2 separate regions of the Homo sapiens genome follow, and region 2 is linked to region 1. A link is a loop called in an ENCODE intact Hi-C map of the cell type or tissue named here. Cell type or tissue: K562. All regions are shown on one strand. Each heading gives the region's core, and the rest is flanking DNA. Links, peaks and the distances in the headings are about the cores only.

Evidence for each region. Hi-C counts contacts between places; a loop is a spot of excess contacts. Peaks named below come from ENCODE experiments on the same cell type or tissue, not always from the same donor. Only the 100,000 strongest peaks of a DNase experiment are listed, where the experiment ranks them.
Region 2: a loop joins it to region 1, with 2.6 times the contacts of the local background. A loop is called at or near these places in 3 of 110 quality-filtered maps.

The regions. Positions count from the first base shown.
Region 1 is chr14:74,103,041-74,119,416 of GRCh38, forward strand. All of the region lies in intron 5 of LIN52 (lin-52 DREAM MuvB core complex component), which reads left to right. The region is part of intron 1 of LOC105370563 (a long non-coding RNA gene); the gene reads right to left. Among named protein-coding and RNA genes, the nearest start is that of LIN52, 26 kb to the left of the region's middle. In K562, for the core only: a CTCF peak has its summit at 8,744 (motif pointing right); a DNase peak (open chromatin) is centred at 8,761.
Region 2 is chr14:74,210,067-74,226,442 of GRCh38, forward strand. It overlaps LOC105370564 (a long non-coding RNA gene), which reads right to left and starts at 7,698. Exons shown (of 3, transcript XR_944025.3): 1 at 7,514-7,698; 2 at 4,580-4,691. In K562, for the core only: a CTCF peak has its summit at 7,761 (motif pointing right); a DNase peak (open chromatin) is centred at 7,755; H3K4me3 peaks cover 500 bases; H3K27me3 peaks cover 3,505 bases.

The DNA.
Region 1 (16,376 bases), core at 5,549-13,548:
GTTTCCAGAAGACAAGGACTCTTACTTTCTTTTGCTGTTTTGTTTTGTTTTGTTTTGAGACAGAGTCTTACTCTGTGGCCCAGGCTGGAGTTCAGTGGTGCAATCTCGGCTCACGGCAACCTCCATCTCTTGGGTTCAAGTGATTTTCCTCCCTCAGCCTCCTAAGTAGCGGGGACTACAGGCATGCACCATGATGTCTGACCAATTTTTGTATTTTTAGTAGAGATGGGGTTTCACCCTGGTGGCCAGGCTGGTCTCAAACTCCTTACCTCAAATAATATGCTCACCTTGGCCTCCCAAAGTGCTGAGATTACAGGCATGAGCCACCACACCTGACATATTGTTTTTTTTCCTTTCTCTTCAGGAACAGTGGCACAAAATGTAAGATTTTTTTTTTTTTTTTTTTTTTGAGATGGAGTTTTGCTCTTGTTGCCCAGGCTGGAGTGCAATGACATGATCTTGGCTTACTGCAACCTCCACCTCCCAGGTTCAAGCGATTCTCCTGCCTCAGCCTCCTGAGTAGCTGGGATTACAGGCATGTGCCACCAGGCCCAGCTAATTTTGTATTTTTAGTAGAGATGGGGTTTTTCCATGTTGGTCAGGCTGGTCTTGAACTCCTGACCTCAGGTGATCTGCCCAACTCCGCCTCCCAAAGTGCTGGGATTACAGGTGTGAGCCACCGGGCCTGGCCAGTTTTTTTTTTTTTTTTTTTTTTTTTTTTTTTTTTTTAAGAGACTGGGTTTTTCTATGTTGCCTAGGCTGGACTTGAGTTCCTGGGCTCAAGCAATCAGCCCACCTCAGCCTTCTGAGTAGCTGAGACTACAGGCACATACCACTGTGCCTGGCTTTTTCTTTCTTTTTTTTTTTTTTGAGACGGAGTCTCGCTCTGTCGCCAGGTTGGAGGTTGAAGTGCAGTGGCGCGATCTTGGCTCACTGCAACCTCCGCCTCCTGGGTTCAAGCGATTCTCCTGCCTCAGCCTCCCAAGTAGCTGAGATTACAGGCTCATGCCACCATGCCTGGCTAATTTTTGTATTTTTAGTAGAGACGGGGTTTCACCATGTTGGCCAGAATGGTCTCAATCTCCTGACCTCGTGATCCACCTGCCTCAGCATCCCAAAGTGCCAGGATTACAGGAGTGAGCCACTGCGCCCAGCTGGCTACTGTTATTTTTTAAAAATATAACAATAGTTTCATTATTATAACTACAATTTTTTTAACAAACTTGTTAAATATCATCAAATAGCCAATCAGGGTTTAGATTTCTGTAGTTGACTCATAAATGCCTTTATACAGTTCATTTTTTGAGTCTGGATCTAAATAAGGTTCATATACTGTATTTGATATGTCTCTGAAATCTTTTTTAGCCTGTCATACTTCCACCTGCATTTTATTTCCCCTTGTCATTTGTTAAACCTAGTCATTTGTTCTGTAGATTTTTCAAAATCTGGGTTTTGTTGATTACATTCCTGTGGTAGAGCTTAACATGTTCACCTATCCCTTTTTTATCTGCTGATTGTTAGATCTAGAAGCTTGCACAGATACAGGCTTGATTTTTTTTTTTTAATTTTGATAAGAATATTTCACAGTTGGTGTTGGGTACATTATGTGTGCTGGTCTTTCTTTTTGTGATACTAAGATTAATAGTTGATGGATTCTAGATCTAACTATCAGGAAATAAAAAGGGATAGGTGAACATGTTAATTAAGCTCTACCACAGGAATGTAATCAACAAAACCCAGAATTTGAAAAATCTACAGAACAAATGACTAGGCTTAACAAATGATGGGGAAATAAAATGCAGGTGGAACTATGACAATCAGATTTATTCATTGTAATATTCTTCATCAGTCTTATACCTAGAGTAGCAGGCTTTGATCACAGTCTAGATTTACTGTTTTATTATAGGTTGCAAGGTAGTAATATTCTGTCATTTCTCTCATTGACTAGAATTTTTCTAAAAAGGACTGTATCTTATCAACTATTTGGTTACCTCGAAAACTGCTTCTACTGGCATGATGGGATAAATGATTCTTTTTCTTTCTTTATTAGTTTTCAGAATAATGAGTTTGTTCCCTAAGCATCAGTAAAGTTTATTTTAATGACTTTCAATGGAATCAAAAACTTGGTGTGGCATTTGTTATTTTTTTAAATCCACACAATTAAAGCCATTATTACTGCTAACTGTATTTCTAAAAACTTAAGGCTTTGGGGGTGGGGGTTTGAAGTCATTTAATTCGGCCACCTTCAGCACTAAACCAAAACTGTATAAGAGAAATGCTTGTTTCTGCCAAATGAGTCCCATGAGCACAGCTGAGATTGTTCAGAATTATCTTCTACCTCAAAATTTGGTGTTCTTTCAATTTCCATAGCATTGCTTTGCAACTGATTGCCGTTTTCCTTGACCATCGTGAATTTAGCTGACATGAAATAGCTTTAAAATTTAGAATGAGAAACAATTACATTGATGTGTATTGAACTTCTTACATACAGTCTCTCTTTGTTTTATTGTGTGTAGTGTATTTGCATTAAAAACAAGATTTTTTTTTTTTTGTCCTTACAGATTATTCATCTACTCTAGGGGTTGGCTTTTACTTGACACCCTAATCTGGTGTTTCAATGTCTAAATCCTCTTTCCTGCATTAATTGAGAGGATGACATGGGTGAAAAATAAGCAGTAGGAACTGATGAATCCCCAAGGACCAGTGATCCTGTTTTTATGCAAATATCTGCACTGATAAAGATGATGGAAAGAAAAAAAATGCAAAAAATATTTGTCCTCAAAACATGATTGTTTGTCACTTCCCAAGAGCATTGTTAAATGTTAGTATAAAAATTATATGAACCTTCTAGGGCTGATAGTAACTAGGTTGTGTCTTTTGGAAGATGAGTGCTACCCTTTGAATTGGTACATGATTATGCCTCAGATAACCCTTTTGGTGTGCAAATTTTGGAATGCAGTAACTTTTCTTATAGGGATTTATAGTCTCTCAGATGATTGAGGCCTCTTGGCTTGATTTGGGCAGTTAATTTATATGAAATTCCCTTGAAATATATAGAAATATTTAAAAAAGTAAAACTCTGCCTTAGCATATGAAGAATTCCATTTCTATTATTTCCATCTGAGCTCAGAGTCCTCCCTCTTTTACTGGAACTATGTTACAGTCACCTTCTAGCTGGTCCCTCTGCCTCTCAACTAGCCCATTCCAATCTATCTTGTTACTGCTGCCGCATTGTTTTTGTGTTTGTTTTTTTGAGACAAGGTCTCTCATCCAGGCTGGAGTGCCATGGCCTTATCATGGCTCACTGCAGCCTCGAACTCCTGGGCTCAAGAGATCCTCCCACCTCAGCCTCCCAAGTAGCTGGGACTACAGGTGCAGTGCCACCATATCTGGCTAATTTTTTTGATATTTTGTAGAGACGAGGTCTCACTATGTTGCCCAGACTGGTCTTGAACTCCTGGGCTCAACCAGTCCTCCCTCCTTGGCCTCCCAAAGTGCTGAAATTACAGACATGAACCACCATGCCTACCCCAGCCTGATTTATTATTTATTTATTTGTTTATTTTTTGAGGCAGTGCCTTGCTTTGTCTCCCAGGCTGGAATGCAGTGGTGCAGTCTTGGCTCACTGCAACCTCCACCTCCCAGGCTCAAGTGATTCTTATGCTTCAGCCGTCCAAGTAGCTGAGATTACAGGTGTGCACCACCATGCCCAGCGTTTTAAAAATATTTTTAGCAGAGATGGGGTTTCACTATGTTGGCCAGGCTGGTCTCGAACTTCTGTCCTCAAGTGATTTGCCCGCCTGGCCTCCCAAAGTGCTGGGATTACAGGTGTGAGCCACCACGCCCGGCCCCGGCCTGATTTTTTGAAGTACATTTTCTTCTCTTTGTCTTTTGCTCATAAATCATTGGTACTACTTCATTACCCATAGGATAAAATTTAGGCCCCTTAGTGTGGCATTCAAAATCCTTTGCATTCTGACCCTCGCCGGATTACTCTAGCCTTCTTACATCTCCTCTACCAAAACACATGCACTGTCTCTGTCTGAAGCTTCGGGAAATTGTTCTTTTTCTGGGTAGTTGGTGTTTTAGTGATGAGACGTAATATTTGAAGGTCTTATTTCTGGAATGTCTTCTCTTATGACAGTGGATGGTCAACAGCACAGAATAAATACAGTGTGAAACTTGTTGATGATCGCTTGGTTTATCTTCTACTTGAACCCTACTCCATCACTATTATTACATGCTTATGATCCTGATTTAGACCTGTAAGTTTCAATACTACATTGCTTCCTTTATTCCTAAGGTTCATTATCATGAATCCTATTGAATACTAGTTCTCAGCAGTTTTTACCCTCTCTTTCTGGAATACTTCCCCATCTTCTTAGTTCTACTCATGCTATTCCTTTTTCTCGGTAAGCTGTCCTTCTATCAGCTTTCCCTTTTCATCCTTGATTTAGAAAGTGAGTGCTCTCTCTGGCCTCTCAAATTGCCCCTAGAGCAGTTTGTTTGTTTGATTTGTAAGGTGCTTTTACCATTCTTCTTGGAGATTTTTGGTACATGTCTCAGTCCTTGGACTGATTGTAACTTTTTAAGATAAGAATCATATTTTTACTTTTTCAGCCCATAGCCCATAGATTTTTTTCCCCATCTCTGAAGACCACAGACCAGTTAGTAGTCATGCAAATGACCTACTTACTAGCTATCTTTGAAATATTTTTAAATAAAATGTGAAAACTGGGAAAGCAGAGGATTGTATCATTTGAAACTACGGCTAAACCTTGGGACCCTGATACATTTGGTTTTTTTCTCTTTTTTTTGGGTAACAGCTTTATTGAGATGTAATTCACATAGTCTATAATTCCCCATTTATAGTGTGCAATTCAGTGATTTTTGTATATTCAGAATTTTGCAGTCACCACCACAACCAATTTTACAACATTTTCATCACCTGAAAAACCTTGCACCCATTAGCAGTCACTCCCCATTACTTCCCAAACTCCCCAGACCTAGGCTGTTACTTACTGGCTTCATGTCTCTATGGATTTGCCTCGTCTGGACATTGCTTGTAAATGAAATCATATAATATGTGGTTTCTTGTGACTGGATTCTTTCTGTTAAGATAATGTTTTCAGTGTTCAATTATGCTATAGCATGTATCAGTGCTTTCTTTCTTTTTATGGCTGAATAATATTCCATTGTATAGATACGCCACATTGTATTTATCTACCTGGTGATGGGCGTTTGAGTTGTTTTCACTACTTGGCTACTTCAAATAATGCTGCTGTGAACATTCAGGTTCAACCAAAACACACAACTTTTTGGGTAAACATGTTTTCATTTTCTTAGGTTTATAGCTAGAGGTGGAATTCCTGGGTCATGTGGTAACTCTATATCTGATCTATTGAGGAACTGTCAGACTGTTTTCCAAACTAGCTGAACCATTTTGCATTCCCACAAGCAGTGTATAAGGGTTCCAGTTTTCTCACACCCTTGCCAATACTTGTTATTTGTATTTTTTGTTTTTTTAATTATTATCATGTCCATCATAGAGGGTATGAAGTAGTGTCTCATTGTGGTTTGGATTTGCATTTGTCTAGTAATAATGGTGTTTAGCATGTTTTCATGTGCTTATTATATATCTTCTTTGGAGAACTATCAATTCAGATCCTTTGCTTATTTGTAAATTGTATTGTTTGTGTTTTTATTATTGAATTGTAAGACTTCATTATATATTCTAGAAACATATATATGTTATTATCACATATATGACATTATCAGATATATGACTTGCAAAAGTTTTCTCTCATTCTATGGGTTGTCTTTTTACTTTCTTAATGGTGTCCTTTGAATCACAAAGCTTTAAATTTTGATGAAATCCAATTTATCTATTTTGTTGTTGCTTGTGTTTTAGTGTCCTACCTGATAAACCATTGCCTAATCCAGGTTCTCAAAAACTTATGCCTGTGTTTTCTTTTAAGAGTTTTATAATTTTAGATTTAGGTCTTTGATTCATTTTAAGTTAATTTTTATATTTGGTGTGAGATAGGGATCTAAATTAATTCTTTCGCATGTGGATATCCAGTTTTCTTAGCATCGTTTGTTGAAAAGACTATCCTTTTTCTATTGAATTGTCTTGACATCCTTGTAAAAAATCAGTTGGCAGCCAGGCATGGTGGCTCACACCTGTAATCCCAGCACTTTGGGAGGCCAAGGTGGGAGAATTGCTTGAGCCCAGGAGTTTGAGACAAGCCTGGGCAACAAAGTGAGACTCCATCTCTACAAAAAGATTAAAAATTAGCCATACATGGTGATGTGCACCCATAGTCTCACCTACTCAGGAGGCTGAGCCTGGGAGGTTGAGGCTTCAGTGAACCATGATCACACCTCTGCACTCCAGCCTGGGCTATAGAGAGAGACCCTGCCTCAAAACAAAAAAAATTGGTTGGCCGTAAATGTGAAGGTTTATTTCTAGACTCTCATTCTATTCCATTGATGTAATCTCTATCCTTATGCCAGTAATTCACTTTCTTGCTTACTGTAGCTTTGTAGTAAATTTTGAAATTGGGATGTGTGAGCTTTCCAACATCAACAATGTTTTGCAATTTTCAAAGCACAAATATTATACTTCATTTGTTAAATTTTTTCCTAAGTACTTTATTCTTTTTGATGCTATTATAAATGGAATTGTTGTCTTAATTTCATTTTCAGTTTGCTCATTGCTACTACTGAGAAATAGAATTAATTTTTGTATATTGATCCTGTATTCTGCAACTTCGTTGAACTTATTTCTTTAGTTCTAATAATGTTTTAGTAGATTATTTATAATTTTCCATATACAGAATTGTCATTTGCAAAGAGAGACAGTTTTACTTCTTCATTTCCATTCTGACTGCCTTTAAATTAATTCTTTTTCCTAATTGTCCTGGCTAGAAATCCCAGTACAGTGTTGAATAGACGTGGCAGGAGTGGACATCCTTGACTTTTCCTGATCTTTGGGAGAAACCCACAGTGTTAGCTGTGGGCTTTTTGTAGATGTGCTTTAATGTAAATAAGGTAACACTGAATATATTACCTTCTAAAAAAGCTTTGAGGAATTTAGCTTACTTTGATATAAGTAGTTGCTTCTGCTGATTAATCATATAATTCTGTACGTTCATGTAGCAGTTTAATGGGACTGTTATTTGGCTAAATTTTATCACTGTTGTTTTTTAAAAGCAACATTTCACTGTAAAAAGATTGAGAGGGATGCCAAGCGGGGATGATTGCTTGAAGCCAAGTGTTTGTAACCAGCCTGGGCAACAAAACGAAGACTCCATTCTCTAAAAGAAAGACCCCATCTCTAAAAGAAAAAGATTAAGGCCAGTGTGGTGGCTCACGCTTGTAATCCTAGCACTTTGGGAGGCTGAGGTGGGCAGATAACCTGAGGTCAGGAGTTTGAGACCAGCCTGGCCAACATGGTAAAACCTTGTCTCTACAAAAATTAGCTGGGCATGGTGGCGCACGCCCATAGTCCCAGGTACTCAGGAGGCTGAGGCAGGAGAATCGCTTGAACCTGGGAGGCAGAGGTTGCAGTGAGCCGAGATTATGCCACTGCACTCCAGCCTGGGTGACAGAGCGAGACTCCATCTCAAAAAAAAAAGGAGGCCAGGCATGGTGCCTCACGCCTGCAATCCCAGCACTTTGGGATGCCAAGGCAGGCAGATCACGAGGTCAGGAGATCGAGACCATCCTGGCTAACACAGTGAAACCCCGTCTCTACTAAAAATACAAAAAAAGTTAGCCGGGCGTGGTGGTGGGCACCTGTAGTCCCAGCAACTTGGGAGGCTGAGGCAGGAGAATGGCATGAACCTGGGAGGTGGAGCTTGCAGTGAGCCGAGATCGCGCCACTGCACTCCAGCCTGGGTGACAGAGCGAGACTCCGTCTCAAAAAAAAAAAAAAGATTAAGATGTCTCCATTCAAAACTTAATACTTTATCCCATTAATCTACATTGATGAAGTTATCTATACAACTTTACTATTTGGTACTTTATTTGATGGTAGTAACTAAGAAAAACTGCTTTCAAGAAGCAGAAGTTTCCACAGCACTAGCCTGTGGTACTAGACTTCTCCACCCTCTGGGCATGTGATTTGCAAAAAAGTGATCATTTACATTTAGAAGTTGTTTCCCATCTAGATAAAATTCTAAACAGTTCTTTTGATTTGTAATTTTAATATATAAAGGAGGGAAGGGAGAGTATAACTGTGATTCTTACACCTTTTTGTTTTTTTGGAGACAGGGTCTCTGTTGCCCAGGCTAGAGTGCGGTGGTGCAGTCATAGCTCACTGCAGCCTTGACCTCCCAGGTTCAAGCAATCCTCCCAGCCCAGCCTCTCGAGTAGCTGGAACCACAGGACAGTGCCACCATGCCTGACTGATTTTTTTTTTTTTTTAATTTTTATTTTGTAGAGATGGGGTCTCCCTGTGTTGCCCAGGCTGGCCACATCCTCCTAGGCTCAAGCAATCCTCCCGCCTCAGCCTCCCAAAGCACTGGGATTATAGGTGTGAGCCACCATGCCCTGCCCCTGGTATTTATTTATTTATTTATTTATTTATTTATTTATTTATTTATTTTTGTGGGCTGACATCAGAATTATTTGTCTGGCTTCCCTTATTAGGCCAATTAAGTCCTACCTCTCATAGAACTAAATTAATAGTCCTTGACTGAGGAGAAAAATCATCTAGCCTTTAACCTCTAGATGGCAGCATGAGTCTTTCTGTACCACTAACAGAAAGACTACCCACATCTCTTGAACTGGATTTTTGATCTATGTAAAAACTTGTTGTGATTTTTTTTCTTTTTTTCTTTTTTTTTGTTTTGAGATGGAGTTTCGCTCTTGTCGCCCAGGCTGGAGTGCAATGGCGTGATCTCAGCTCACCGCAACCTCCGCCTCCGTGGTTCAAGCTATTCTCCTGCCTCAGCCTCCCGAGTAACTGGGATTACAGGCATACGCCACCACGCCAGGCTAATTTTGTATTTTTAGTAGAGATGGGGTTTCTCCATGTTGGTCAGGCTGGTCTTGAACTCCTGAACTCAGGTGATCCGCCCACCTCGGCCTCCCAAAGTTCTGGGATTACAGGCATGAGCCACAGCACCTGGCCCCTTCTTGTGATTTTTACCAGACTACTTGCCTAGCTTTGTTGATACCTTGTTGATTTTTATTTTTAGCTTTTTGTTTTTCTTTTTTATCTCTTCATCTTTTTTTACATATTTCCTTGTTTGTTTGTTTTTTTTTAAATTTTTTTTTGAGACAGGGTTTCCCTCTGTTGCCCAGGCTGGAGTGTAGCAGCACAATCTCGGCTCACTGCAACCTCTGCCTCCGGTTCAAGCGATTCTCCCACTTAGTAGAAAAAAATTCTAAAAATGTGGTTAATTCAATAGTTTTTATATCTGCATATAAGACCCTAAAAATGGGTTAAGTTCTCTTGTCTCAATACTTTCCCCTACCAGTGACTTATCTTGTATCCTTGGACTCTGTTGGTTTTCATGTGGTATCAGGCAATGCTCTATTACATTAAACAGGAATGTTAGCTAAAGTTGATGAAACTACATTGGACTAATTAGTCCTTCAAGAAAAATTTAATTGTTTTAAAATAAAGCTTTCAAATATTTAGCCATTTTGAATAACAAAAGAATGAAGTGTCCTGTTCAGCAACTGTTTGGGTGACTACTTCATACAAGGCTATGTAGGGGATAGGAAGATAATTACTGCCCTCTTGTAGATTAAAATCTAGTAGGAAAGGAAGATAAGACAACTAAGGTAAATGATTCTTAAAAAAATATAGAGGAGAAAAGCTCTATGAGAGTACAAAGAACTATATGGATGGGGGAGAAGAGGCAATTGCATTAGATTGCTACAGGAGTGGCAGATAAACTTCATTTTATTTAGTTAAGACCTGCCTAGGACCATTGAATTGAGAAAGATTTTGAGAGGGAGCCTAGATTCAGAGAAGGCAATTAGTGATGTCTGTTATAGACAAGGGAAATGAGTATGGTAATATTTGCAATTTCTGGAACATTGGAAATAAACCTGGCCAGGTGCGGTGGCTCACGCCTGTAATCCCAGCACTTTGGAAGGCTGAGTTGGGTGATCACCTGAGGCCAGGAGTTTGAGACCAGCCTGGCCAACATGGTGAAACCCCGCCTCTACTAAAAATACACAAATTAGCCAGGCGTGGTGGCGGGCGCCTGTAATCTCAGCTACCCGGGATGCTGAGGCAGGAGAATGACTTGAATCTGGGAGGCAGAGGTTGCGGTGAACTGAGATGATGCCACTGCATTCCAGCCTGGGCAACAGAGCAAGACTCTGTCTCAAAAAAAAGGAAGGAAGGAAAGAAAGAAAACCTTAAAGAACACAAAGATGGGTAGAAATGGAAAGGGAGCATATTCTAGGTAGAGTGAATGTTAAAGAGTTTGAAAGCAACAGCTCTGCTCAAGGAACGGTGCGAGTGGTTGAATCTAGACCCCAGGTTATGTTAGGTCTCATAATGACTAAGACTAGGAAGGAGATAGAGGGGCCAGACTGAGGAGGGCCTTGAACTCCAGGGGTCAAGGAGTTATTCTCAGTGGTAGTAGGGAGCATGTGAAATGTTCTTTAAAAAGTATCTTAATGCTGTCAAATTAACTGTGTGTGTTGTAGATGGTTTGGGGAGACCCTTTACTAAAAGAGATTTTACTACAATTTTTTTTATTGTAAAAATAAAGAAGAAAGTAAAAAAAAGAAAACCACCAACAAACCATAGCCTTACCACTGAGAGATAACCACTATTAACATTTCATGTGTTTCCTGGCCCCACTTTTAGTCCCTTTATGTGTCTATGTGTGTGTTTATATGTATACTTGCATCCATTCATGTACCATGTACACAGATAATGCTATTTTTCTTTCTTTTCTTTTTTTTTTCTTTTCTTTTCTTTTTTTGAGACAGGGTCTCCCTCTGTCACCCAGGCTGGAGTGCAATGGTGTGATCTTGGCTCACTGCAACCCCTACCTCCCGGGCTCAAGCAAGTCCCCCACCTCAGCTTCCCAAGTAGCTGGGACTACAGGTGTGAGCCACAGCGCCCGGCCAGAAATGCTTTTTTAATATAACTGAGATTAGTGTGTGTGTGTGTGTGTGTGTGTGTGTGTGTGTGTGTAGTTTTAACTTGTGCTTTAAAAAATTTTATTCTATCTTAAGCATTTTCCTGTGTCATTAAAAGTTCTACCACTGAAGATTTTTGAATAGGAAAGATACACACCTTTAGGAGGCATTGGTGCACAGGATAGAGTAGGATGGTAGAGAGAGGAGGCAGGAAGTTACAGTGGGAATCCAGGGTGAAGGATTGAGAGCTTGAATGGATGATGGCAGTGAGAATGGGAAGAAGTGCACTGACAATAGATTTTTCAGATTTGGAATTTTTAGGAGTAGGTAAATGTCTGGATGGGGATGTTACGGGATAAGCTGAAATTAGAGCTTACCATGATGTTTTAGCCTAATTAATGACAGGGAAGTCAGAAGGAGGCTAGATGCCTGCTTAACAACAACAACAACAACAAAAATCACATAATTCTTTTACTTGCTCCTTTGTAGGCAGGCATCTTTATTTTCTTAGAAATAAGTAAATGTCATTTGTAGAGGCTAGAGGTTAGTGTTATTAATAAGATATCTAGTTCAGTCATATTACCTAGGCAACAGGTAATGTTTTAGATAGTGAATGGTGAGTTATTTGATCTCAAAGAAATCAATATGTGAAATAGGATGTACATAACTTCAGAAGTTGACTTGTGAAGTCCCTATTTTCTTTGGCTGGTCATTAGGCTGCTAAGTAGAATGACTGACTTTTGTATGGTTTTCTTCCACAATAGTGCTTTTTCTTTCGGTTCCCTACCTATGAACTTTTCCTGAACTTTCCTACAAGTTTAAAAAGTTGTTATGGCCTCTCTATACAGTAGACATCCAATTCTTTGTTAACTGGAAAAAAGTTTCAGAAGTTTAAATTTGAAGTAACAGGAATTGGTCCAAAATATTTGTTGTTGCTCATGTTTTAAATAAGCGACATTGGATTATATCAGCACTGGGATAATTCCCATTAGGTATTATGACTGCAATTTACATGCAATTGGAAATTAGTGATTGAGAGGGAAACAGATTGCCAAATTATCTTCCAAAAAGGTACTCCCCACTCCATATCCTTGCTAATAACAAGTATTATAATTATTTAAAGTCATTGCCAACTTGATAGGCAAAATATTGTCTTGTTCTAATGTTCATTTCTTCTATTGTGAAGGCGAACTTTTTTTTTCCATGTTTCTTGATCCTATCTGTTGATGAGGGCTGGAAGTTCAAGAAAGTATAAATTTAAATTATTTTAACCTGAAAAATAAAGCCAGAGAACTTGATTGAAAAGCACCCCAAAGACTGTGTTGAAATCTGCATTGCAAATACTGATGGAAACTTATCCTTGTTTTCTTTGTTTTATGCATTACTTTACCATCTTGCCATAGTCATTAGCTTTGCACCTATTTAGGTTACAGCATAAAATCTAGGAACTCCACTTTGAAGGGATCATGGTTATTCTTAATTAGAAATTGTCAATTTAGCCTTAAGTATTTTATTTTTTGAAATGTTTTATGATAATGTGAAGTAAACCATGCCATTATTTCTCATTTTTCCCTTGGTTAACAAATTAGGATATACAAATCTTCAAATTACCTTTAAGGCTTGTAAACATTCAAATCTTTTATCCGTTAGTCAAGTTATTTCATAAACCCAACATTGCCTCTGAAATGGCTTTACACACAAAGAGGATTTTACCATAAAATGCTTGTGGTGTTTCATTCTCTTCTGATTTTTTGTAGGGGAAGGGGGTTGGAGAGTAGGCAGAGTATAAATTAATTTGGATGGTGTTGGTTTCAAAGTAGCATTCCATGTAATTCTGCAGAAAGTGTGATAAATAAGAAAATGGGCCAGGCATGGTGGCTCATGCCATAATCCCAGCACTTTGGGAGGCCAAGGTGGGCAGATCACCTGAGATTGGGAGTTTGAGACCACCCTGGCCAACATGGTGAAACCCTGTCTCTACTAAAAATACAAAAATTAACCGGGTGTGGTGGCACATGCCTGTGGTCTCAGCTACTGGGGAGACTGAGGCATGAGAATCGCTTGAACACAGGAGGTGGAGGTTGTAGTGGGCCAAGATTAAGCCACTGCACTCCAGCCTGGGCAACAGAGTGAGACTCTGTCTCAAAAAATAAAAAATAAAAAAAATACATAATAAAACAAAGTTCAACATTTGGGAAATACCAGGTGAATTATAGTGTTACCCATACAGTAGAATACAATGTGGTCATTAAAAAACATTAAAGGGGCTGGCCACTGTGGCTTACGCCTGTAATCCCAGCACTTTGAGAGGCTGAGGTAGGCGGATCATTTGAGATCAGGAGTTCGAGACCAGCCTGGCCAAGCTGGTGAAACCCCGTCTCTACTAAAAATACAAAAATTAGTCACTCGTAGTGGTGGACACCTGTAATCCCAGCTACTCTGGAGGCTGAAGCAGGAGAATCACTTGAACCTGGGAGGTGGAGCTTGCAGTGAGCTGCCAAGATTGTGCCACTGCACTCCAGCCTGGGTGACAGAGTAAGACTATGTCTCTAAAAAAAAAAAAAAGAAAAGAAAAAAAGCACTAAAGGGCATTTCATGACAGAAAGGTATTCATTATATATAAGGATAATAGCAAGTGACAAAATGCAGAACATACAATTTTACAGCAGGTGTTTTTTTTTTTTTTTCTTTTGAGAGCATGGACATAGACAAATGGCTGGAAGGAAATACACCAGTATGTTTTAATGACTATCTTGAGTGGTTTTTAAAATTTTCTGAATTTTCCAAATTAACAAAAACACATTCTAGTCTGTTGAATAGGAAAAAAATACTACTTAAAAAAATAAGGAAAAGTTGTATGCCATTTTAGAAACAAAATTGTACTTAAATCTCTGAATTTTCTAGGCAGTTAAATTTTTGAGCTCTTCTGTGGACTGTTTCTAAATAAAAATGAGTAGATCCATTAACAATTGATCAGTTTATACAAGTGATAAATAGCAAGGTGAATGTTTCCCATACATATCTCATTTCCCATACTCAGGATGTGCTTGCATAAGTAGGAATTGAGAGCAAAAGAAATGGTAGGCTGTTGGGTCATGGGCAAGAGACGATTTAGTTGGCCAAAGAAGCATATTTTCTTAAGCAAATGTTGGCCAAGATGTTACTTTATGTTTTCGGGCTGTCTTCACTGTAGTTGGAGAACTGTGAACTCTTGGTATTAAGTACTCAGTAGGAGCAAAGAACCATTTGGAATGTCTGTCAATCTTAAATAGAACTGCAGCTGTTTGGCTGAGAGGTGAAATGGACCTGGATTTCTTTTTTTTGGCGGGGGGGCTTTGAAAGTAGTTTTTGTATAACAAAGAGGTGATGAGAACTAAAGTGATTACAAAAGTGTTCATAGGAGTTCAGTTTCTTTCCAGGCTTTGGGTTTAAGAATGACTGTTTCTGCCCATGGGGAAATAAATTGGCATTTTTCTGCTTTCGTTTGTTTTTTAGTTATTGATGTTCTAGAAATTTCAACAAAATAAGGAGTGTTTTTGTATTTCAAATGTAGTGCCCGTTTCTTTATTTCTTTCTGGTACTTTCCACTGGTTTGTGTTGATAATATGATCTGGAAGGTAGCGATAATGCATGGGAATTTATAAATGATCACAAAATACTTTGTCACAGGAAATCTGGAGAAATAATGACTTTGGCATATGTATAAGAGAAGTATCTCTAACTGTTAAGTCTAAACTAAAAGCTTGTTACTTTTCGGTTTGGTATAACCAAAAAAAATTTGAAAAATAAAATAGAAGTAATGATTTGTTTTCTCAGGTGTAGTTGTATTTGACTGACTCTATTGTAGGAGGACACGTTTAAGACTGAATGGTTGGATAACGGTAAAGACGTCCTTTCAATGGAGAGTTGAATCTGATAGGTTGAAGTTTTGGATATTGAATGAAAAGAGAAAAGAGAGCCGGACAAGCTGAAAATTCCTGTAGTTCCAACTACTGGGGAGGCTGAGGTGGGAGGATCACCTGAGCCCAGGAGTTTGAGACTGCAGTGAGCTATGATCATGCCACTGCGTTCCAGTCTGGATGACAGAGTGAGACCCTGTGTCAAAAAATAAGTAAATAAAAAGAGGAAAGAGCTAAAATGAGAATTCAATCTGATTCAGAATATAAAAATATTCTACTGTCCCATCATTTTTTGTTCTTTAATAAGCTTTAACATTGAAGTATAATGTATATAAAGAAAAGCACACAAATTATAATGTACAACTCAATGATTTTCATAAAATTAACACTCCCCTGTAACCGTTGGTCAAAACAGATCAAGATACAGAACGTTGCGCCTGGTGCTGTGGCTCATGCCTGTGATCCCAGCACTTTGGGAGGCTGAGGCTGGCAGATCACTTGAGCTCAGGAATTCCAGACCAGCCTGGGCAACATGATAAAATCCAGTGTCTACAAAAAATACAAAAATTAGCCGGGCCTGCTGGTGTACACCTGTAGTCCCAGCTACTTGGGAGGCTGAGGTGGGAGGATCACCTGAACCTGGGAAGTCAAGGCTGGAGTGAACCAAGATCACACCATTGTACTCCAGCCTGGGTGACAGGAGTGAGACCCTATCTCAAAACAAAACACCTTTCTAGTACATAAATACAAAATCTCCTTTGTGCCCCTTCTAGTCCCTACTTGCCCCTTCCTCTCAAAGCATTACTGTGACTTATACTATCATAGAATAATTTTGTTTATCTTTGAACTTTATGTAAATGGAATAACAAATCACATACTCTTTTGTGTCTGACTTTTGATCAGCGTTTAAATTATGACATCGGCCATATCATTTGGGTTTTCTCCCATTGCTATATAGTATTTCATTGTAAGAAGTTACCACAATTTATTTCCTCGTTCTACTAATGATGGATATTTGGACTATTTCCAGCTTTTGGTTATTACAAATAAATACTGTTAGTATTTTTGATATATATCTTTTTTTGGTACATGGATTTTCTTTCTTTTTTTTTTTTTTTTTTTGAGACAGAGTCTTGCTCTGTTGCCCAGGCTGGAGTGCAGTGGCACCATCTTGGCTCACTGCAAGCTCCGCCTCCTGGGTTCATGCCATTCTCCTGCCTCAGCCTCCCGAATAGCTAGGACTACAGGCGCCCCCCCACCACGCCCAGCTAATTTTTTTTGTATTTTTAGTAGAGACAGGGTTTCACTGTGTTAGCTAGGATGGTCTCGATCTCCTGACCTCGTGATCCGCCCGCCTTG
Region 2 (16,376 bases), core at 3,558-11,557, 110 kb after region 1:
AAATCCTTATATCACAAGAGTGTTTTGAAGACAAAATATTCTGCCTTGAGTCTATGTTAACACCATGTGCTGTCTGGTGAAATTTTAGGCCAGAGGAAATCCCAGCCTGATGATTAAGAGCTCACTTTTGGGGCCGGGCACGGTGGCTCATGCCTGTAATCCCAGCACTTTGGGAGGCTGAGGTGGGTGGATCACAAGGTCAGGAGATCGAGACCATCCTGGCTAACACAGTGAAACCCCGTCTCTACTAAAAATACAAAAAATTAGCCGGGCGTGGTGGCAGGCACCTGTAGTCCCAGCTACTCGGGAGGCTGAGGCAGGAGAATGACGTGAACCCGGGAGACGGAGCTTGTAATGAGCTGAGATCGCACCACTGCACTCCAGCCTGGGTGACAGAGCGAGACTCCATCTCAAAAACAAAAACAAAAAACAAAAAAAAAGCTCCATTTTTGAGTCCAGTCGGGTTTGAATTGGGGTGACTAGCCGTCTGATTTGCTTGGAACTCAGGGGTTTCCTGGGAGGAATAACAGTCTTGACCATGTGACCGTTGATCACTCTAGTTTTAATGTGGTTTCTGCTACTTAATAGCTTTGGGGTGTGGCCTTGGATAGGATTGTTACCCTTATTGAACTTAGTTTCCTTTTCCGTTAAAGGGGGAAAATAACTACTTCACCAGGTTGTCGAAAGGATCAAGTGTCCCAGATGCGTTGGTTCACACCAGTAATCCCGGCATGTTGGGAGGCTGAGGCAGGAGGATTACTTGAGTCCAGGAGCTAGAGACTAGCTTGGGCAACATAGTGAGACCCCATCTCTACAAAAAAAATGTTTTTAATTAAATAAAATTAGCCAGCGCAGTGGTACATCCCTGTAGTCCCTGCTGCTCAGGAGGCAGTGCCGGAAGGATGGCTTGAGCCCAGGAGTTCAAGGCTGCAGTGAGCTATGGTGGCAGCATTGCACTCCAGCCTGGGCCACAGAGTGAGACGCTGTCAAAAAAAAAGACAGGGGGTGGCAAGCATGATGCTCACACCTGTAATCCCATTACCTTGGGAAGTTGAGGCAGGAGGATCACTTGGGGCCAGGAGTTCAAGACCAGCCTGGGCAATATAGTGAAACCTCATCTCTCCAAAATTAAATTAGTCAGGCATGGTGGTGCACACCTGTAGTCCCAGCTACTTGGGAGGCAGAGGCAGGAGAACCACTTGAACCCAGGAGTTTGAGGCTGCAGAAAGTCATGATTGTGCTACTGCACTCCAGCCTGGGCAACAGAGTGAGACTGTCTCAAAAAAAAAAAAAAAAAAAAGAATTCAAAGAATATACCTTTGCCTATTCCACTTATACCCAACAAAAATGAGTTGACACCAAAAGACACGTGTGAAAACAATAGCAACTTTATTCATTCAAGTAAAAAACTGGGGAACAAAGGCCATCAGCAGGAGAATGGATAGATTGTATATTCTATGTGGAATGCCAACTGGCAATAAAGAATGAACAAACTACCATGCCGCTTCACACAGTAATATGGATGAATCTCCCAAACACGAATGAAGGGCACATACCGTATGACTCCATCTGTATGAAATTCTAGAACAGGCAGAACTAATCTATGTGATAGAAGTCTAAATAGTAGTAACCTTGGAGGTATTAACTGAAAAGGGGCCCGGGGAGCCTTCTGGGGTTTTGGAAATATTCTCTGTCTTGATCTGAGTGCTGGTTAACACAGGAGGGTATGTGTGTAAACATTCATCGAGCTGTGCAGTTAGTGGCTGCACACTTTAGGTAAGCTGTGCCTTAAAAGAAATTAAGGTTCTCTGAGCCTCTAGAGGGAAGTGTTGATGAAAGCTGATGGTTTTTATGTTTCAAACCACCCCATGGAAGCTATTTGGGGCAATAGCATAGGGGAATCTAGAGGATCCCAGACTCACCCTGGGTTCAAAGCTATGAAGTCAGAAAGAAGGACAGAAGATGGTCAACATGTCCCTTTGGCAGCTGCCACTCATGCTCCACCAGTGACTGAGCATAAGGGCTGGAGGGCCCTGTCCTGTGCCCTCACTCACCGTGACCTCAATGTGGGGGAGGGCTGTCAGTCAAACTCCAAGCCCAGATGCTGCACCCTTGGGCTCTCCTTCGAGGGAGCACCTTTGTCTACCCACCCTTTACTGAGAAATCAGTCCCCAGACTGGGGGCTCCTCAAGAGCGAGGACCAGATGTGTGTTTCTGTTTCTCCAGAGCCTGACCTATCATAGATGTTCATTGTACAGTTGCCAAATGGATGCCTCCAGTGACCTAACTCATCACTTAAATTCTTCCCAGATGGAACTGGCCACTGATCTTAAAGCCAAAGATAGGCTTTTTCACTCATGGATCATTCAGGCACTCCTTCCTAAAATAACTGGGATTCCAAGAGAGCTACCAGCATCTCTGACATGCTTCCGATCAGTGCAATTCTGATTCTGTTAGAAAGGATCTTCAGGCCGGGCGCAGTGGCTCACACCTGTGATCCCAGCACTTTGGGAGACTGAGGCGGGCAGATTACCTGCGGTTGGGAGTTTGAGACTAGCCTTTATTTTTAAAATAAAATAAAATAAAATAAATTCAGTTTCTTAGTTGCGCTAGGCACATTTTGAGTGCTCAGTAGCCACTTATGGCTACTGACTACCACTGTATTCGACAGTGCAGAACTGCATGCATTTCCATCATCATAGAAAGTTCCAGTGGACAATGATGGATTCCAGGTGATCCTCTTGGAGCCTGTAGCGGAGGGGAGGAAGGAAATAGGTGGGTAGGACTGGGCCCCCACCCCCAGTTCAACCAGAGGCACTTTGCCTATAAATTCAGATTTCAAGTTAGATTTCATTTGGGAAAAAAAAGTATGACTTTTTAAATACTTTTTGAAAAGGTAGTAAATACAAACTATATTTAAAATGAACAGATTATGAAAAAATACATCTTCTTGCCATCCCATAACCCTCAGACCACTAGTTAACAGCTTGTGGAAACTACACCTGTTCTGCAGCTTGCTTTTTTTTTTATCTTGGATCTTGTTCATATTGGTACCTAGAGATGTAACAGCTACATACTATTCCACTATATGGATGTGCCTTCAGTTACCTAGCCAGGCCCTGTGATGGACATTCAGGTCATTTCCTGTCTTCTGCTACTACGAACTATGTGGTGATGAGCAGATACCCTTGTGTTTAGGTATCTGTGGATATATCACTAGCAGGGGAATTGCTGGGTCAAAGACCACATGCATTTTAAACTTTAATATATATTGCTGAATTGCATGCCCCGTGCCCAAAAGAGATGGCAACAACAAGAAGGTCTTTTCCCCACACCTTCCACCAGGCCACTGTGATCAGGCCTGCAGGTGTCCTGCAGGGTAACGGTGGCTTATCTTGGGAGGGGGTTGCCATTGCCTCCCCACAGCACTGGGGCCCATTCCACCCAATCACTCTCTCTTCTTGTCACTCCTTCCTGCCACCAAGAATAGTTAACTTTTTATTTTAAAAAATTTTAATGGACTAGTTAACATTTGATTGAGCACTCATCAGGCCCCCGGGTACAAATCCTGCTCAGCCTGACCCTGCTCATTCAATTCACAGATTTGTCCTTTACTTCGGTGCTTCATGGACTCTTCATGACAACCTCCTGAGGCAGGTACCATTATTATTCCCATTCTACAGCGGAGAAGCCTGAGGTTTAGCGATTAAATCACTGGTTCACAGTCACCTAGCTGGTTAGTAGCAGAGCTAGGATCCAGCCCCAGGTCTGTGTCACCTCACAGCCTATGCTTAGTTCCAACAGGCTGCCCCACTCACCTGCTTCCCCTCATCCCTCCTCCCTTCATGGACACCAGCTCTCCCTCCCGCCCTCCGGCCCTGTTAATACCCCACTTCTCTTACGTGTCTTTGCTGAAGTACCCACAAGCCCTCACTCCCTGCCCACTCTCTCCCTCTTAAGGTCAGGGCAGACACCTCCATCCGGACCCTTCCTCCCTCACTGCCTTGGCTTCCTCTACTCTTGGCCTTGGGACTGCCCCACCTGAACTCCTGGGTCGGCCCAGCCCTCCCCTAGGTGATCGCCTCAGCCTACAGGGGCCGGGAGAGCTGGGGAGGGAGAAGCAGCGGCTTGCATCACCTGACCCTACTCAGCCAATTCACGAAGACAAGATGTCAAGTTAATGAGCCTGTGGGCCTCTAATTAGCTGTCAATTACCTCAAATTAATCACCTCCTCGCCTAATTAAGCATTATCGGCAGGTGGGCACAAAGCAGACCATTGTGTGAGAGCCATGAGAAAAGCTGGGCTGGCAAACTTGGTTAGGATCAGCTCTGTGCACTGCGCCCGCCTCCCCACAGCGCTCAGCCATGGGCCCAGCTGAGAGGCCCTGGGGCCCTCTGCCCACCACTGTCCCCAGACACTGGGGTACTTGGGGACCTCCTGGGAAGCTGAGTGGACTGGAAGGGAGGTACAGAGCCTAGAGGCAGGTGAGACAGCTTTGGGGCAGTGGGGCGGTAGGAACTGGAGGCCACGGAGAAGGGCGGAGCTTCAAGGCGTGGTGACCAGCTCCAGGCACTTACTGAGAGCCAAGGCGAGAGCTGGGCAGAGGGGACACCAGGTTGTGGCTGGGCGTCCAGGCCTGTGCGGGCAGGCAGAGCTGGCTTCCAATGCTGGCCTGGCCACTTGTGAGTTCTGTGAACCCAGAAAGAGACAATGTTTTTGAGCCACAGTTTCCATCCCTGGGAAGAAAATTTTTTTTGTTCTAAACACTGTCCTGGGTCTTTGTGAGGGTTCAGTAGGATCATGCTTGTGGAGCACCTGCCACATGGTAAATGTTCAATGTCTTTACTAGTGGCAACAGTGGACATGGGTGGTTTAAGACCCAGGGCCACCTCACCTAACAACTGCTGAAGCTGTATTGTATCCCCAAATTCTGAGCCCCCGGGCCTCAAGCCTGTAGTGCACCCTTGAAAAATGTGAGTGGGCTGGCCAGGCGTGGTGGCTCATGGCTGTAATCCCAGCACTTTGGGAGGCCGAGGCGAGTGGATCACCTGAGATCAGGAGTTCGAGACCAGCCTGGCCAACATGGAGAAACCCTGTTTCTACTAAAAATACAAAAATTAGCCAGGTGGCGGGTGCCTGTAATCCCAGCTACGCAGGACGCTGAGGCAGAAGAATCGCTTGAACCTGGGAAACAGAGGTTGCAGTGAGCTGAGATCGTGCCACTGCACTCCAGCCTGGACAACAGAGTGAGACTGTCTCAAAAAAAAAAAAAAAAAAAACAGGAAAGAGAAAAGAAAAATGTGAATGGGCTGCTAGGACGCACGGTTGCTGGATGCCGGGCTATCTGGCTACCACTTCCTCTCCACTCCCTCCCCATCGCCCAGCACCTTCCAGGGATCAGAGCCCCACTCACAAAGTGCCCTTGGTGCCATATGGAGCTCACCAGATGAGAAGACCACAGTTCTCTAACTAGAGACCAAGAAGAAGAGGGCCCCTTGGGTCTTGGGACTGCAGGGCCTAAAGCAAGGGGGGTCTCCAGGCAGCCCCTGGGCACTGAGTTCATGCCCCCAGCCATGGTCCTGGGAGGCTGAACAGAGTTCCCGCTCTCCTCGGCACAGGGCAGGGTGAGGCTGGGGGCCACCTGGACAGCTCTGCGCTCCCACTGACTGTCAAAGGCCACCACTCCCATGCCAGATCTGTCCCCTCACCCCACCCTAGCCGCCCCTTGTAATCTGTACCCACTACTTCAGCCCTGGCACAGGAAGACCTTTCCCTATCTCCTGTGGTAACAGAGACCCTTAGCCTCGCCGCCATGAAAGCTTGGAAACATCTTTCCTCTCCTTGGTCTCGGTCATTTAGCAAACATTGTACCTTACTAATTAAGCTCACTGTAAAGGGGTGATGGTCAGGTGAACACAAATCATTAATGGATGCTCTGGAGAGACAAAGAACAAAAAAAAGCTAGCACTTATTAAGTGCCTACTGTGTGCTGACAGGAGTGGTAAGAGATTCCGTGAATATGTTACACCTGTATATACTGTTATGTTTAATGAATTATTTATCAAAATAGATAATACATATACACACAATTTTTTAAACTAAAATAAGGGTGTAGAGGAAACCACAGGCTTCCCTCACTCCCCTGCCCTCCAGCCATCTGATTCTGTTTCCCACAACCAACCAGTAACCAGTTTTTCATACACTTTTCCAGAAATTAAAAAATATTTATATGTATATACATATTTCATTTTCACAAGTGAAATAAAACGTACTGTCCATCTTCCTTTTTTAAAAATAATACCGTCAGCCGGGCGCAGTGGCTCATGCCTGTAATCCCAGCACTTTGGGAGGCCAAGGCGGGTGGATCACCTGAGGTCAGGAGTTCGAGACCAGCCTGACCAACATGGAGAAACCCCATCTCTACTAAAAATACAAAATTAGCCTGGCGTGGTGGCACATGCCTGTAATCCCAGCTACTCAGGAAGCTAAGGCAGGAGAATAGCTTGAACCCGGGAGGTGGAGGTTGCAGTGAGCCGAGATTGCGCCATTGCACTCCAGCCTGGGCAACAAAAGCGAAACTCCGTCTAAAAAAAAATAAATAAATACTGTCTTGGAGATTGAATGTGGAATAGCAGCACAGTATTCCACTGCATGAATGTGAACTTTTTTCTTCTCTTTAAAATTACGTAAAAGTTGGCCGGGTGCAGTGGCTCACACCTAGGAGCGTCTGTCCATTAGCTTGTATGTCTGTCCGAATGGAAGTGCCTCCCTGGGCCGGGTGCGGTGGCTTACGCCGGTAATCACAGCACTTTGGGAGGCCAAGGCAGGAGGATCACTTGAGCCCAGGAGGTCGAGGCTGCAGTGAGCTGTGGAGGCACCACTGTACTCCAGCCTGGGTGACAAAGCAAGACCCTGTCTCTAAAAAACGGGGTGATGGGGCTCTTCCGAGTGAAAAGGTGGAACTACTGACCTAGTCCCACCCTGTCAGTTCACCATGAGGAAACAGGCTAGAAAAGGGGTTGACTTGTCCTTAGTCTGGAGCTGCCTTGTCAGGTTCTTCCAGGTACCACTTGATCACGTGGACGGGATGGCATTAGCCGTGCACACTGGGCAAATGCTCCGCCACCCTCCCTGCTCTGCTGGGCTTGGGAGGAGTAAGCGGTGGATGAGATGTCCCTGATGTGTTGGGCCTCCAAGGAGGCCCTTTATTTATTTGTTTGTTTGTTTGTTTGTTTATAGTTGAGTCTCACTCTGTCACTCAGGCTGGAGTGCAGTGGTGCTACCTCAGCTCATTGCAACCTCTGCCTCCCCGATTCAAGCGATTCTCCTGCCTCAGCCTCTCAAGTAGCTGGGATTACAGGCATGCGCCACCACGCCTGGCTAATTTTTTGTTTTTTAGTAGAGACGAGGTTTCACCATGTTGGCCAGGCTGGTCTCCAACTCCTGACCTCAAGTGATCTGCCCGCCTTGGCCTCCCAAAGTGCTGGGATTATAGGCGTGAGCCACCGCACCTGGCCCAAGGAGGCACTTCCATTCGGACAGACATACAAGTGAACGGACGGACGCTCCTAGGATGGGTGCTATGCATTGCTTAAGAAGGGGAACCTTTGAGGACCCTTGAAATCCCTCCCCTCTGATGCCTTGGAGGAAGGCGGACTGGCCCAGATTCCCGGACCGGCAACCGCCACCTGCCTCTCTGGTCTCCTCCCACCCCGAGGGGATCGCGCTCGCGCCGCGCCACTCGCGCGGCCACCGCTAGAGGGAGCCGGGAGCGTCTCCGAAGTCTCCCGCTTGCGGCTTCGCTCAGGCGCTGCCTTTCACCCGCCTCGCAGGGGCTGCGAGGCTCCGACAAGACTGGTCCCTTCTTGTCATTAGGCCCTAGGCCCGCAGCCCTCCGCGGCCCCGACCTCTAGGAGGTGCCCAGCACCAACAGGCCGACCCTATGCTCCCTACCCAGCCCTCCGCTATGAAAACCCTAACGCTGCTCTGCTACTGCCCCCATTTTACCAATTAGGACACAGAGAGGCTGACAGATGTACCTAGGGTCACACAGCGAATGCGTGGCAGAGCCGGAAACCCAGGGGGCCTGGCTCCGAACCCCCATGCCTCAGAGGATCTCAAGCACCTTCTTGTATCTTTCTGTTCAAGGGGAAACCGAGGCACAGAGCAAGTCTAGAGCATACTGTGTGGGTGGCCCAGTCTGCCAAGGACCGACAGGAGGCTAAAGCTAGGCGGCCAGCCCCTAGGCAGATGACCACAGCAGAAAAGCCTGTGGGGAGAAGAGGTGCCAGCCTGCCCCAAGGTGGGGGTGGAGGGGGCTGTTGGTGCCTCCCAGGATGGGTGACAGCTGCAGCCTTGGGTGGGAGGCCAGAGGCCCCACACGATAATAACTTTCACTCACTGCCCAAGAGCTAATCCCATTACTCTGCATGGACCCTCTGGGACCACCTCCCTAACCCCCCTTAATCCCCTGTCTCCCTCTGGGAATGGTCCAAGGGCCTCCCTGCCAGCCCATGCCAGCCCCAGGCACAGGCAGACCTTGCCCCTCAAGCTCTGTCAGACCACCTGTGCCCATGAATGCCCATCGTGCCTGATTCTTGGGGCCCCAAAGGGACAGCCAAGAAGGGTGGAGGTCCAACCTCTCTCACCCACCTTCCCTGCCATCCCTGACCCTGCCTGCCAGTCCCCAAGGCACCTTCCCAAAATAGCCTCCGGCTGGGATCCAGGTTTTCTGAGCCTCGTGTTCCTTTCTAAGCAGGCTTCTGGGGCTTGTTATCGTTTTTGTTGAAGGAATTGGCAGGAGAGAGCTTGGGTCCACAGTATATTCATCTGTAAAATGGACGCAATCGCCCCCAATTTCTATAGTCGTTCCGAGGATACAATGAGACACTATGAGACACGGAGGACACAATGAGACACAAGCCTCCGGAGTGTTATTATCAGTGGTACAGAGCTGTCTTCAGATATGCAAAGGAAGTGGATTTCTTTTGTGTGTTACCAGAAGGAAGCTCCATGGCCAGAAGGCAGATGTTAGAGAGGAAGATTCTGAAAGATACACACTGTCCTATAAGGGTGATAAGAGCCACCATGTACTTGTCTTGGTCTCTTCCTTAGGTGCCAGGCACTTAAGCTTCACAGCACTCTATGAGGTAGATACTGTCATTACCTGCGTTTTGCAGACGTGGGAACTAAGGTTAGGAAACGGCACACAGTGGTGGAGTTGGAATCAAAAACAGCTCTGACTCCAGAATTTTCTGGGGCATTCTGCCTCTCAGGATCTGCTTCTAAAAGGGGGAGCTGATGTCTGAGAGCCACTCCGCCCCCAAAGTAGTGAGCTTCCCATTTGCCAAAAGTGTTCAAGGTGATGCTGAGGGGCCACACCAGGAACCACCGGTCAGGAGCCCTGAGGTCCCATGGCAGCCCCCAATCCTCCCAGCATCCCCAGGCGCGGGTTTCCAGGAGGAGCCAGGCCACTGCCCCCTCCCCAGCCTGGACACAGAGGGGGCTCCGTTTGGCGCCCTGGGCCTCCCTCTCCCCCACCTTCTGCTGCTCCTCATTTACATAAATTATCTCTCTCCAATTATCCATCCAGCTGTCCCAACGGTGATCTGTGAATGAATTAAAAATGGAATATAATTTAATAATGGCTGATTAGAAGGAGATTAGTTGTTATATAAAAATGAAAAGCCAAGAGCCAGCTAGTTGCCCTTAATCTGAGCCAATACCATCGTTATTCCGGAAAGGCCCCCTGGCCACCATCAGGCAAGGCAGACACGGGGACAAAGACTGGGGGAGTGCCAGGTGGGGCTAGACCACCCCAGAGAGAAGATAGGGCACTGGGAGGCTGGAATTTGCAGCATCTCTGAGCTGTGGGGCGTGGGCATCTCCTGTGGCTTCCTTCAAAACAGGTTTGGGTGGCTTCTGGGGTCCCTTTTTGCTCTAAATTCTAGTCATCCTTGAATCAAACCACTGGGCTTTCCCAAGGCAGCCAATGACTTACACCAGACCCTGCTAGGCATAGGATCTGGGGTTCAGGAGTTTCGTTCCTGCTCAGGCCCCGCCTCTAAGAACACATAGCAGTAGGGAACACAGACTTCCCCTGAGGGGGTCTACCTGTCTAGGACAGGTGGTCAGAGAGGGTCTCAAGCTTGGTTGGTCCAGACGGTCCACGGAGGATGGACTGGCTGAGACAAAGAAGGGTGAGTGTGCCCAGTGGGACCTCTGGGCCATCTGAACCTCAGGTTAATGACTAGATCTAGTGAAGGGGACTAGTGCCTCTCCTCCAGGAAGTCTTCCCTGATCTCCTGGGCTTTGGGGTGTCCCCAGTGTTTCTACGATGCCCTGTGTTTTCTCCATCAGTGCACTGAGCACTGCCGATGGGGTGTTCAGGCCCCCGTTTGTGAGCTCCATGGCTTCTTCATGTCTGTATCACCAGTGTTGGGCACACAGTGGTTGCTCTACCACATCATTGAACAAATAAAGACACCACCTCCAAAAAGCCTCTGTGATTGCCCTAGTGTAGGTTATGCGCTCCTTTCTTTGCTCCCCAAACACACTGTGATTATGCCTTTAAAAATAAGGCAAGTCATTGCTGTGGAGAATATAGAGAAGGACAAAATTTTAGGTAAAGGTGGATAGATGGAGACAGAACAAAGTGGTTAAGAGGAGCAGTTTGGAGTCAGACTGCCTGCGTATGCATCCCAGGTCCACCTCTTATTGCTGTATGACCTGGGTGGGGCATGTTACTAATTTCTCTGTGCCTCAGTTTCCTCATCTATACAATGGGTGTATATAATAATAGTACCTACTCCATAGGATTTTGTGAGAATTAAATGGAAGCACTTGTGGCTCTTATAATGCTTGTCACACCGAGAGCCTCTCATCTCTGTTGATGGTGCTGGCTGGACAGTGGGCCTGCGCAAAGCCATCCCAACATCCCTGGCTGCTACTTTTACACTGCAGGGCCCACAGGGACACAACACTGTGGCGGGACCAGAATGTTTCACCAACCTCGGGCCTTCCTGAAGAGGCTCACAGCTCATGACATGCCCATGAGAGGGGTCTGAGCCCCGGGGCTCAGGTCTGGGCAGCGAGGCCTGTGTGACTGACATAAGAGGATGTCTGCTAGGCCTGAGCTTGCAGAAAAGGAATGAAAGGGCCGGGTGGCCAGAGGAGTTGGGCATGCAGACCAGGAAGGGAAGGCTGAAGAGCTCTCTGCAGCCGCTGACTCAGGCCTCAGGGGCCATCATGGAGCAGACAGCCAAGGAAATATTGTCCACAGTACCAGAGGCTGGGAATGAACAGGGTGGGCACCAGAGGAGGCTGATTCTCTCAAAATGAGAGGCAGTACAGATTGTGCACAGCAAGTGTTTGTTGATTGGCTAACTGAGCTGCACCGGATTTTTCTAAACTTTCTTAGTCAAGAAAATCTTGATTTCTTATGTTTGTAGAAGGGCCTGGGAATCCGCACATTTGACAAGAGCCCCCGGTGAGTCTCAAGAACAGGAGGTTTTGACCCCAAACTCCATCTGTCCCTCAGTCACTGCTGCAGTGCCCTCTGGCAGTGGGGGCTGACTGGTGACCCCCACCTTGCCCACTACCCTCTGACACTCACTCCCATCTCCACAGCCTCAGCTTCAGTCACTCCCAGGACAATCTCCCTGGTGAAGCCTGAGCACATCGGTCCATATTGCAGCCGGGGGAGGCCTCCCAGACCAGCCCAGGCTGTGGGATAATTTGATATTCAAATCCTGGCAAAGACCTGCTTCAAATTGCTGCAAATTAAGCTGATTTTGCCCCTCTGAATGAGGGATTTGCTCCTGTGGATCAACCCTCTTCCCAGGACTTGATGAGGTCAGGATTAGAGACGGGGAGAAAAAGCCTGAGGCCGGAGGCCGGAGAGCTGGAGAGCTGAGGGGCGGGGGGAAGCCGAGACCCTGGAGTTAGTGAAGGTTCCCAGGGTCTCAAAAGGCAGCTCTACCCAGTGATAGCAGAGCCTCTGAGGCCCAAATGGGTCAGCCCCACTCCTCCATCCCCCCAGGAGAGCACAGCTCTGTACTGTTCCCAAAGCAGTTTGTGGACCTCATCCAATCTTTCCAAGCACCTGTGACCCAGGGCGGAACCGATCACCCCCATTTTACTGATGAAAGGGGAGATGAGGCTTTATTGGCAAAGACAATCTGGACTCAACCACTGCCACCGACTTGCTACGTGACCTTGAGCAAGTGACCTCTCTCTGAGCCTCCTTGTAAGGATGACTGGCGATGCATACACAGTGCCAGGCACATAGCAAGCCCTCCATAGCATGGGCCAAGTTCCTAGCCAAAGCCCTGAAGCTAGAAAATAGCTGAATGGAGAACGTGGGGCTCTCTGGACCTCAGGAAGAGTCAGTCCCCTGCCTTCACCTGGAGGTCTGTGCCTTCTCCCAACTGTACCCCTCCTGATAGGACCTCCCCCATCCCTGGCAGAACCTCATTTCCATCTGTTTTCTCAGGGCCTGTACTGTATATTGCAGCAATTTCAAATGGCACCATTAAAGATTTTATGCTGGAGACGTTAAAATTAAAAAGATCTATGTGCAAAGAGTCACAACGAATTTAATCAACTTGATTTAATAGAAAACAGCAAATGGAATTTATGATGCTCCAAAAGACAAGGGAATTTTTTTTTCAACAAAAAATAATAAAAAGCACTTTGTGGAAAACAGAAAGTGGAGTGGGGTGGGGGTGGGGGCTCCCCATCTGAGAGTTGATCAGAACTTAATCCGCCGTGAACAACCCCAGTCGGGGCTGTTTGCCCACTAATCCCAGCTGCCATTAAAATATTAAAGATAAATCTAATCGTCTCTTTATCCAAAATAAGCGACTTTTGTGTGGGGAGAAAACATCTAACCCTTTGGGAGGAGAATTAGTCCTAATGCATCAAATGGAATTCGGTCCAGGCAGGGGCAGAATAGGGTTTACAGGCAAATGAGATGGTAATAGAAATAAAACCCAGAATAACAAATTAAAAACCCTCATTTACACGAATTAAAACAGCTCACAAAAGAGCCGGAGGCCCAGCCCTGCCCTCCTCGGCCCCAGGCCCATTCCCCCCTCCCCTGGTCTCACCCACCCGCAGGCCCCAGAGGAGCCAAGGCCTGACCTCATCCTTGCAACTTCTGCCCCACACCCTCCTGGATACTTACAGAAAAATGCACCCAACATCCGCTCTCCAAGACCAGGCGCAGGCTGGGTTTCTGAAGGCTCTCACTGAGTCTTCATTCATCTCCCCATCTCTCCTGCACCAGCTTTGGGGTCAGAAAGAACTTCATGCTTGTCCCAGTGCCCTCCCCTACTATGTGAGGTCTTGATTTGTTTCTATTTATTTATTTAAAATATATTTTTTAGAGACAGGGCCTCACTCTGTTGCCCAGGTTGGAGTGCAGTGACTCAATCACAGCTCACTGAAGCCTCAAACTCCTGGGCTTAAGTGATCTTCCTGCCTCAACCTCCTGAGTAGCTGGCACTACAGGTGTGCACCACCATGCCTTTCTATTTTTTTTTTTTTTTGGTAGAGATGGGATCTTGCTATGTTGCCCAGGCTAGTCTCAAACTCCTGGGCTCAAGTGATCCACTGGCCTCAGCCTCCTAGAGTGCTGGGATTAGAGGCTAGAGGTGTAAGCGACCACGCCTGGCCCTAGTTTTGTTTCTTAAAACCCCTGAGCCCCTATTACTTGGGGAAAATGAGGATAATAACGGCTCCTGTGCTCACACAGCCCTTCTCCCCAGCCTTGACCCCTGCTGCTGCTCCCTGGCCTGGCTCCACAGAATTTGATGAGGCAGCAGCATATGGAAGGCCCAGCACTGTGTCTGATCCACGGGGACCGCTCGATCACAAGCTCTCACAGAAGTCTCCCCCAAAAGGATTCTTAGTCAGCTGGGAGGAAGGACGCCTAGCAATGGGCCAGCCAGGGGGGCAGAAGGAGCAGGCAGCAGCCAGTTTGAGTAACTACGTGGGGTCACCCACTGGGTTGTCACTCATGGGGGCTGAGGCCAACCCAGATCTTCAGGGTTCTCCCTAAGTGGCCCCTTGCCCCCCAAGGTTGCCTCAAGTTTGGCCCTGTGGCTCCTCCTGTGTACCTTCCCCCGAACTGGGAACCCCTCCCCACCTTCTGCTCAAGGTCTGAATCCCTTCACATGAATATCCTGCTCTCTGCCTTAGTGGCTGGACGCTTCTCAAAGGAGATGCACGCTCCCTCAGGAGGCTCCAGGACCCTCTGCAAGCCATCACAAACTCATGAGGTCTTGGTACAGACAAGTGTGACAAACCCCTTCCTGAGAGCCTGTTTGGCTTGCTGAGGGGAGAGGGTGGGGAGGGGGCCCTTGTGCCCAAGTAACCCCCACCACACACACCCTACTGGAGTCCCCACACCAGGAGGGCCGGAATACACCTCTGACCTCCCCAGCCTTCCTAACAAATCCACTTGAACAGGAAACTCATGTTGACAGCATTCTATTATGGGATATTAAGTGGAATTGGATTGTGGGGCTAAACCTTTCCCTGGCTGGGTTTCTGCATTCGGTTGGCCTCCTCACCTCTGCGCCTACCACAGTCCTTCCCTCCAGCAGGGCTCGACGGGAGGGAGGGGGGTTTCCTGCCCACCTTCGTCAAATTATTCCCCCAGACTCTGTCCCCGACCCTTGGACTATGACAAATGGTGATTCTAGTAGCGATTTTCAAGAGAAAATTGGGCTGTGGCCGTGTGAGAGTGGGTGACCTTCTTCCCAACTTCTTCCCAGGATGGCTAAAAGAAAACACGAGGATGGCCAGGCGCAGTGGCTCACGCCTGTAATCCCAACACTTTGGGAGGCCGAGGCAGGCAGATCACCTGAGGTCAGAAATTCAAGACCAGCCTGGCCAACATGGTGAAGCCTTGTCTCTACTAAAAATACAAAAATTAACTGGGCCTGGTGGCACGTGCCTGTAATCGCAGCTACTTGGAGGCTGAGGTAGGAGAATCACTTGAACCCGGGAGGCGGAGGTTGCAGTGAGCCGAGAGTGCATCACTGGACTCTAACCAGGGTGACAAGAGCAAAACATCAAAAAAAAAAAAAAAAGGAAGGAAGAAAGGAAGAAAGAAAGAAAAGAAAAAGAAAAGAAAAGAAAAAAGAAAAGAAAAAAGAAAAGAAAAAGAAAACATGAGGAGATGGTGGGCAGGGTGGGATTTTTCCAGAGGGGTGTCCTAAGCCTGAGATTTGGTGGAAAAGCGTTGGGAGGAGATGGTCACAGGCAAAGGAGCTGGGGCCTCACTGCTGCAGGCTAGTGATCATTCTAGCTTCATAGTCCAGCCCCACTGCTGCCTCCTCTAGGAAGTTTTCCCTGCATGGCCCATATTAAAAAGGGGAAACTGAGGCATGGTGAAAGCTAAGTTCCCAGGTCACCGGCTAGCAGGTGGTAAATGGGGGACATGAGCCCAGGACCATGTAATTTAAGAGCCAGAGTCATTAACCACTACACCACGCTGCCTTGTGGGTGATCTTTTTATTTTTGGAGACCGAGTTTTGCTCTGTCACCCAGGCTGGAGTGCAATGGCTTGATCTCGGCTCACTGTAACCTCCAACTCCTGGGTTCAAGCGATTCTCCTCCTGAGGAGGAGAATCAGCCTCCCGAGTAGCTGGGACTACAGGCATGCGCCACCACACCAGGCTAATTTTTTGTATTTTTAGTAAAAACGGGGTTTCACCATATTGGCCAGGCTGGTCTCAAATTCCTGACCTCAGGTGATCCACCTGCCTCAGCCTCCCAAAGTGCTGGGATTATAAGCGTGAGCCACTGCGCCCGGCCCTTGTGGGTGATCTTGGCCTGGAGGAGATTGGGGAGAATGAAAGGCTGAAAGACCCAGCACCCACAGTGCGCGGGGGCCTGTCTGCATGCTTCATCGCCATCATGTCCCTGGGTCCTCTCAGTCTCACTGCAGAGCAGGTTTTCAAAAGAGATTCCCATTTTACAGAAGGAAAAACTGAGAATTGAAAAGGTTAAGGGAGCCCTTTCTCCACTTTTGTTCACGTTACAGGCCTTCCTCCGGAGCCCTCTCTTCCTCCCCCTAACACCTTGCCAAGTAATGCCGACCTGTCTTCAGGCTCATAACAGTGTTCTGGGCAGTCTTCCCGGATGCCCGTTTCCTGAGACCTTGGCCCTGGCCCTCCACCCCCACCCTACCAGGCTTCCCATCTTCTCTCCTACCCCAAGTCCCCCCAGAACATAGCCATTTGCACCCCACCTCCCAGTCTTGCCCTTTGCCACCCACAGGCTTCTGTGCTCTGTCCCTGGCCAGTCACTGAGTGCAATGAGGCAGAGGCCCTGGCAGGATCCCCCCATGGACCCATCCCAGTG